Regions from separate parts of the Mus musculus genome. Here region 2 is linked to region 1. The links are chromatin loops, found by intact Hi-C in ENCODE. Cell type or tissue: gastrocnemius. All regions are shown on one strand.

Region 1 (2,500 bases):
ATTCAAATTTGCCACAAAGCATGTAAACTTCCTTCTATAGCAGCTCAAAACCTAGTAGTCTTGCTGGGCAGTGGTGATAAACTTCTTTAATCCCAGCACTCAAAAGGCAGAGACAGGCAGCTCTCTTGAGTTCTGAGTTAGAAGTCAGCCTAGTCTATAGACAAAGTTCCAGGACAGCTAAAGCTACACAGAGAAACACTGTCTCAAAAAAAATAAAATAAAATAAAATAAAAAGTCATGGTGACACACACCTTTGATCCCAGCATACAGGAGGCAGAGGCAGGTGGATCTCTGTGTGTTTGCAGCCTAGTCTACAAAGTGAGTACCGGGACAGTCAGGGCTTTGCAGAGAAACCGAGTCTCAATCAATCAATCAATCAACCCCACCCCCACCCCCACCCCCTCCAAAAGGTACACAATTATCACATTTACCTGTTACTTTAAAAAAAAAAAAAAAAAGCTGGGTATGGTAGCCCAACCTTCAATCCCAACACTCAGGAGGCAGAGGCAGTTGGATCTCTTGAGTTTGAGATCAATCTGATCTACAGTTCAAGGCTAGCCAGGACTGCAGAGTGAGACCCTGTCTCAAAATAAATATTTCACTAATGTGTGTGGGGGCATGCACACACATACCACGGCACAATTGTGATCAGAGGAGTAGCTTCTCTTTGCCCATCACGTAGGTCCAGGGAGGAGTCTCAGTTGTCAGGCTTGGCAGCAAGTGCTTTTACCTGATGAGCCATGTCTCCAGCACCTGGCTCTGGTGTCTGAGACAAGGTCTTGCCGTGTGTATACCCTGTCTGACCTGGAGCTTGGTGTGTGCTCAAGGCTGCCCATTGCTCCTGATCCTCTTACCTCCCTCTCCCAAGAACTAGGATTCCAGCCATTTGCCACACCTTCTGCATTTCTTCTTTCCTTTCCCTTCCCCTTCTCTCTCCCTCTCCCTCTCCCTCTCTTTTTTTCTTTTTTCCTAGAACTCCAAACTGAACAGATCCTCCTGCCCCAGTCACCTGAGTGCTTCAGTCCAGGGCACAGCTGCACCTGGCCTTTTTAAAAATGGCTACATAGAGGATCTCACTGTCTTCAGAACCGATGGCCACAGTGTAGTATTTGACAACATCTCCCTCTTGTGGTTCAGAGCAATCATTTTCAAAGGCAAATATATTTACAGAATTGTAATTCTCAGACCCAAGTAGAGTGGTTCACTTCATTGCTTAACAAGTACAGTGCTTGCCGGGCATGGTGGAGCGCACCTTTAATCCAAGCATTTGGGAGGCAGAGGCAGGCAAATTTCTGAGTCGAGGCCAGCCTGGTCTACAGAGTAAGTTCCAGGACAGCCAGGGCTACACAGAGAAACCCTGTTTCAAAAAAGCAAAGAAAAAAACAAAAAACCAAGTACAGTGCTTACCACTTTGGAAGCTGATGCTGAGGCTGGAGTATCACAGCAAGTTCCAGGCCATCTTGGACTACAGAGACCCTGTCTAAAAAACAGAAACAAACAAAAAACCACTCTGGAGCCCGAGAGATGGCTCAGGGGTGGCCTGCTTACTCTACTTGTAGAGGGTCAGAACCCACTTGCATCTCCAGCTCCAAAGCATCTATGTTCCCTCTGGCCTCCATGGGTAGCTTCATACATGTCCACATGCACACATGAACAGACACGCATACACACACACACACACACACACACACATATATATATATACACACATACACACACACACACCACACACACACACAAATAAAAAGAAATCTTTTTTTAAAGTGCACACACACTCAAAAGTCTATGTTGCTTTCATTTGAACTGTGGAAGTTTAGAACATGTTTAGTAAATCTTTTTCATTGTAAAGAGGGAAGATTTAGAAACCTGGAGTGCAACAGAACATTCCTCTCCTTGGACTCTTACAGCCGATGTCTGCCGAGTTCCTTTAAACCAGACTCCAAGGTGCAGAGTCTCCCTGGAGGCCGAGTCAGGATCTTGAGCCCAACAGTTTGAGACCCCATCTCAACAGAAGGTGTTCTTTCTTTCTTTTTTTTTCTTTTTAAAGATTGATGTATTTGTTTGTTTTATATGAATACACTGTTACTTTCTTTACACACCCCAGAAGAGGGCATCACAGCCCATTACTGATGGTTGTGAGCCACCATGTGGTTGCTGGGAATTGAACTCAGGACCTCTGGAAGAGCAGCCAGTGCTCTTAACCACCGAGCCATCTCTCCAGTCCCCAAACCATGTTCTTTATAGAAGCATTGCTTTTTTTTTCTGTCCACAGACATGAAGTGTTTCTTCATGTCTGTGGACAGAGCACCTGAACTAGAATCAGCATTCTACTTTATTACTTAACAGACTGAACCTGAAAGCAGATATTTGTATTTATTTATCTAGCCTGAGACAGTGTCTCATGTCGTCCAGGTTGGCCTGGAACTTTCAGTGTAGTCAAGGACGACCTGAGCCCCTGACTCCTGCTCCTGACTCCAGAGAGCTCGGTCACAGGCAAGCA
Region 2 (2,500 bases), 85 kb before region 1:
TAACTGCTGATCCATCTCTCCAGCCCAGATTTCTTAACTTTTTTTTTTTTTTTTAAGATTTATTTATTTATTTATTATATGTGTGTACACTGTAGCTGTCTTCAGACACTCCAGAAGAGGGCATCAGATTTTTGTTACGGGTGGTTGTGAGCCACCATGTGGTTGCTGGGATTTGAACTCCGGACCTTTGGAAGTGCAGTCAGTGCTCTTAACCGCTGAGCCATCTCACCAGCCCGATTTCTTAACTTTTAAACCTTAGTTTATTCAACTATAAATGGAAGTGATAATAATGGTAATTATCTCGTGACTGTTTTGAGGACTAAATGAAATAACAAATGTATCTTTTTAAACATGATGTTTAATACACATAAAGTATCTAGAAAATTATTCCAGCTATTATAAATACTATACTATGTTACAGAGTTTTATATTTTTGTTTTGAAGAAGAGAGAGTATAAAAGAGAAAAAGACCAGAGACACTTAAGGGTTTGCGTTTCAGTGCATGTGTGCATATGTGAAAGTCGTAGGACATGTTTGCTGTCAGTTCTCTCCTTTTTTTATGTTTTACTGTTTTTGAGACAGGATTTTGTTGTTTGTGTGGCTGTGTTGCATACTTGAGCTTCCAGCAAATTCTCCTGCTTCCACCTCCCGTTCCCCATAGGAGTGCTGGCATTCTAAATGTAAAGAGCTGTGTCCAGCTTCTCCCATGGGTCCTGTGAGTCAACTCAAGTCCTCAGACTGTGCCAACACAGTCTGAGGCGATCTCTGGCTTCTCAGCTCCTTGTTTAAAACAAGTGATCATTTTCAATATGTGTGTTATGCCTTTGTTTTCTTCTCAGTGCTAAAGATTAAACTAACAGCCTCGAACATGCTTGCCAAATTTTCTACTACTGACTACATCCACAGTCCACCCTTAGCTATTCTCACCAGCCTTGGCTGCTTAGTGAATCTCAAAAATAAAATAAAAAAGAGAAAATGCCTGCTGGGTGATGGTAGCACATGCCTTTAATCCCAGCACTCTAGAGGCAGAAGTAGGTGAATCTCTGAGTTTGAAGCCGGCCTGGTCTAGAGAGTGAGTTCCAGAACAGCCAGGGCTACTCAGAGAAACCCATTCTCAGAGTATGGGGGAGGAGTGAGCAAAATTAAGGTTTAAAGTCTTACATCTAAATAAGAAAGCTGAGTGTGGTGACCCACACCTATAATCTCAGCACGTTAAAGGTAAAATACGGAGTTGAAGGCTACCCTCACCTACATAAGTTCTAAAGTTGATTAACCTGGGTTTCATGAGCCCCGATCACAACAGCAGCAAAAGCTATAATTGCATTGGCAGGCTTCCATTGTGTGGTGTATAGACAGTTTTTGACACTAGGGGGAGCATTTTCCTGCAGAGAGATTTTTCAAAGCTCAGTTTCTACACTGGGCCTTTGGGATACCTACCCTTACAGACAAATGTTATTTTTAGCCTAATTCACTAGGATTTCTTTTTTCACACTTGGGATCAAAGTAGAAAAATGCCTGGAGCATTAGCATTCTCCCTTCTAAAAGCAATGTGAAGGTAGGATTTGGAACTATTGGATTATAGTATAAAATTGACCAAGCTTTATTAGAAATTGTAACCAAATTGTGTTGTCCTTTGAAAATTCCTCCTTAAGAGACATTTTCTTAATATGATCGTTTCAACAAAATACCTTACCTTTGTTATAAGTTAAACACAACAAATATGTATAATATTTGCTGCCCAGATGCCTGTTTTACTCTTAAGTTTGGATTATTTTATTTTAAAGTGGAGCAGAAATTGTACCTTTTTAAAATCTGGCATGTTGATTGTCTTCTCGTGTTTAAACATTGCTGTGGGTAGTGCCTGATAGTTGTCTGTGCTGCTCTAAGCTGTGTTTCCTTAGGTACAGATATTTCTGGGCCCTTTTGGCTCTTGATTCCTTATTGCTGGAAGTAAATATTTGGGAACTATCACTGAGATGTGGTAAAGTGAAGCGGAGAAATAGTTTCCGTAACTGTGCTGTTAATGCCATGATGGTGGTGATTGTCTCAGAGCTAACCTGCCAGCTTCCTCTTCGCTACTTTTTCTAACTCTGATGATTGCGTCAGTGCTCATCTGTGAATCTTTGAGTACAAAGAAGGAAGAAATTACCCCAAATTGGGTTGTGGTGTCACTGATACTGACTTCTGTAGGCACGGTGACTGTGGCATGATCACTTTGAGTCAGAGCTCATCCTGGAAGATTAGCAGCCTCTTTTTAGGAAAAAAAAAAATGCCTGTTGGCCTTTGGTTGATGAGGGAGGGAATGGTAGCTCCTCTCCCTCTCTCTCCCCAAGGAGTGACTCATCTATTAACTCATGAGCGTCACCACATCAAAAGCAGAAACCAAGGTCTCCAGGACATAGGGGTTTATACAGACTGGATAGCTTCCTGCCCTTAAGTCACTATTTATAATTGTGTGCTTAAAAGAAAGCTTCAAAGACTATGTTAAACAACTTGCATA

What was found. Hi-C counts contacts between places; a loop is a spot of excess contacts. Peaks named below come from ENCODE experiments on the same cell type or tissue, not always from the same donor. Only the 100,000 strongest peaks of a DNase experiment are listed, where the experiment ranks them.
Region 2: it touches region 1 in a loop (6-fold over the local background); 39 of 42 quality-filtered maps call a loop at or near these places.

Annotation. Positions count from the first base shown.
Region 1 is chr11:86,567,215-86,569,714 of GRCm38, reverse strand. Tubd1 (tubulin, delta 1) reads right to left here. Exons shown (of 9, transcript NM_019756.3): 9 at 2,355-2,500. Among named protein-coding and RNA genes, the nearest start is that of Mir21a, 16 kb to the left of the region's middle. In gastrocnemius, a CTCF peak has its summit at 1,124 (motif pointing left); no DNase peak of the experiment used is centred here; H3K27ac peaks cover 1,046 bases.
Region 2 is chr11:86,652,508-86,655,007 of GRCm38, reverse strand. All of the region lies in intron 5 of Vmp1 (vacuole membrane protein 1), which reads left to right. Among named protein-coding and RNA genes, the nearest start is that of Vmp1, 30 kb to the left of the region's middle. In gastrocnemius, a CTCF peak has its summit at 1,360 (motif pointing right); a DNase peak (open chromatin) is centred at 1,336; H3K4me3 peaks cover 272 bases; H3K27ac peaks cover 1,254 bases.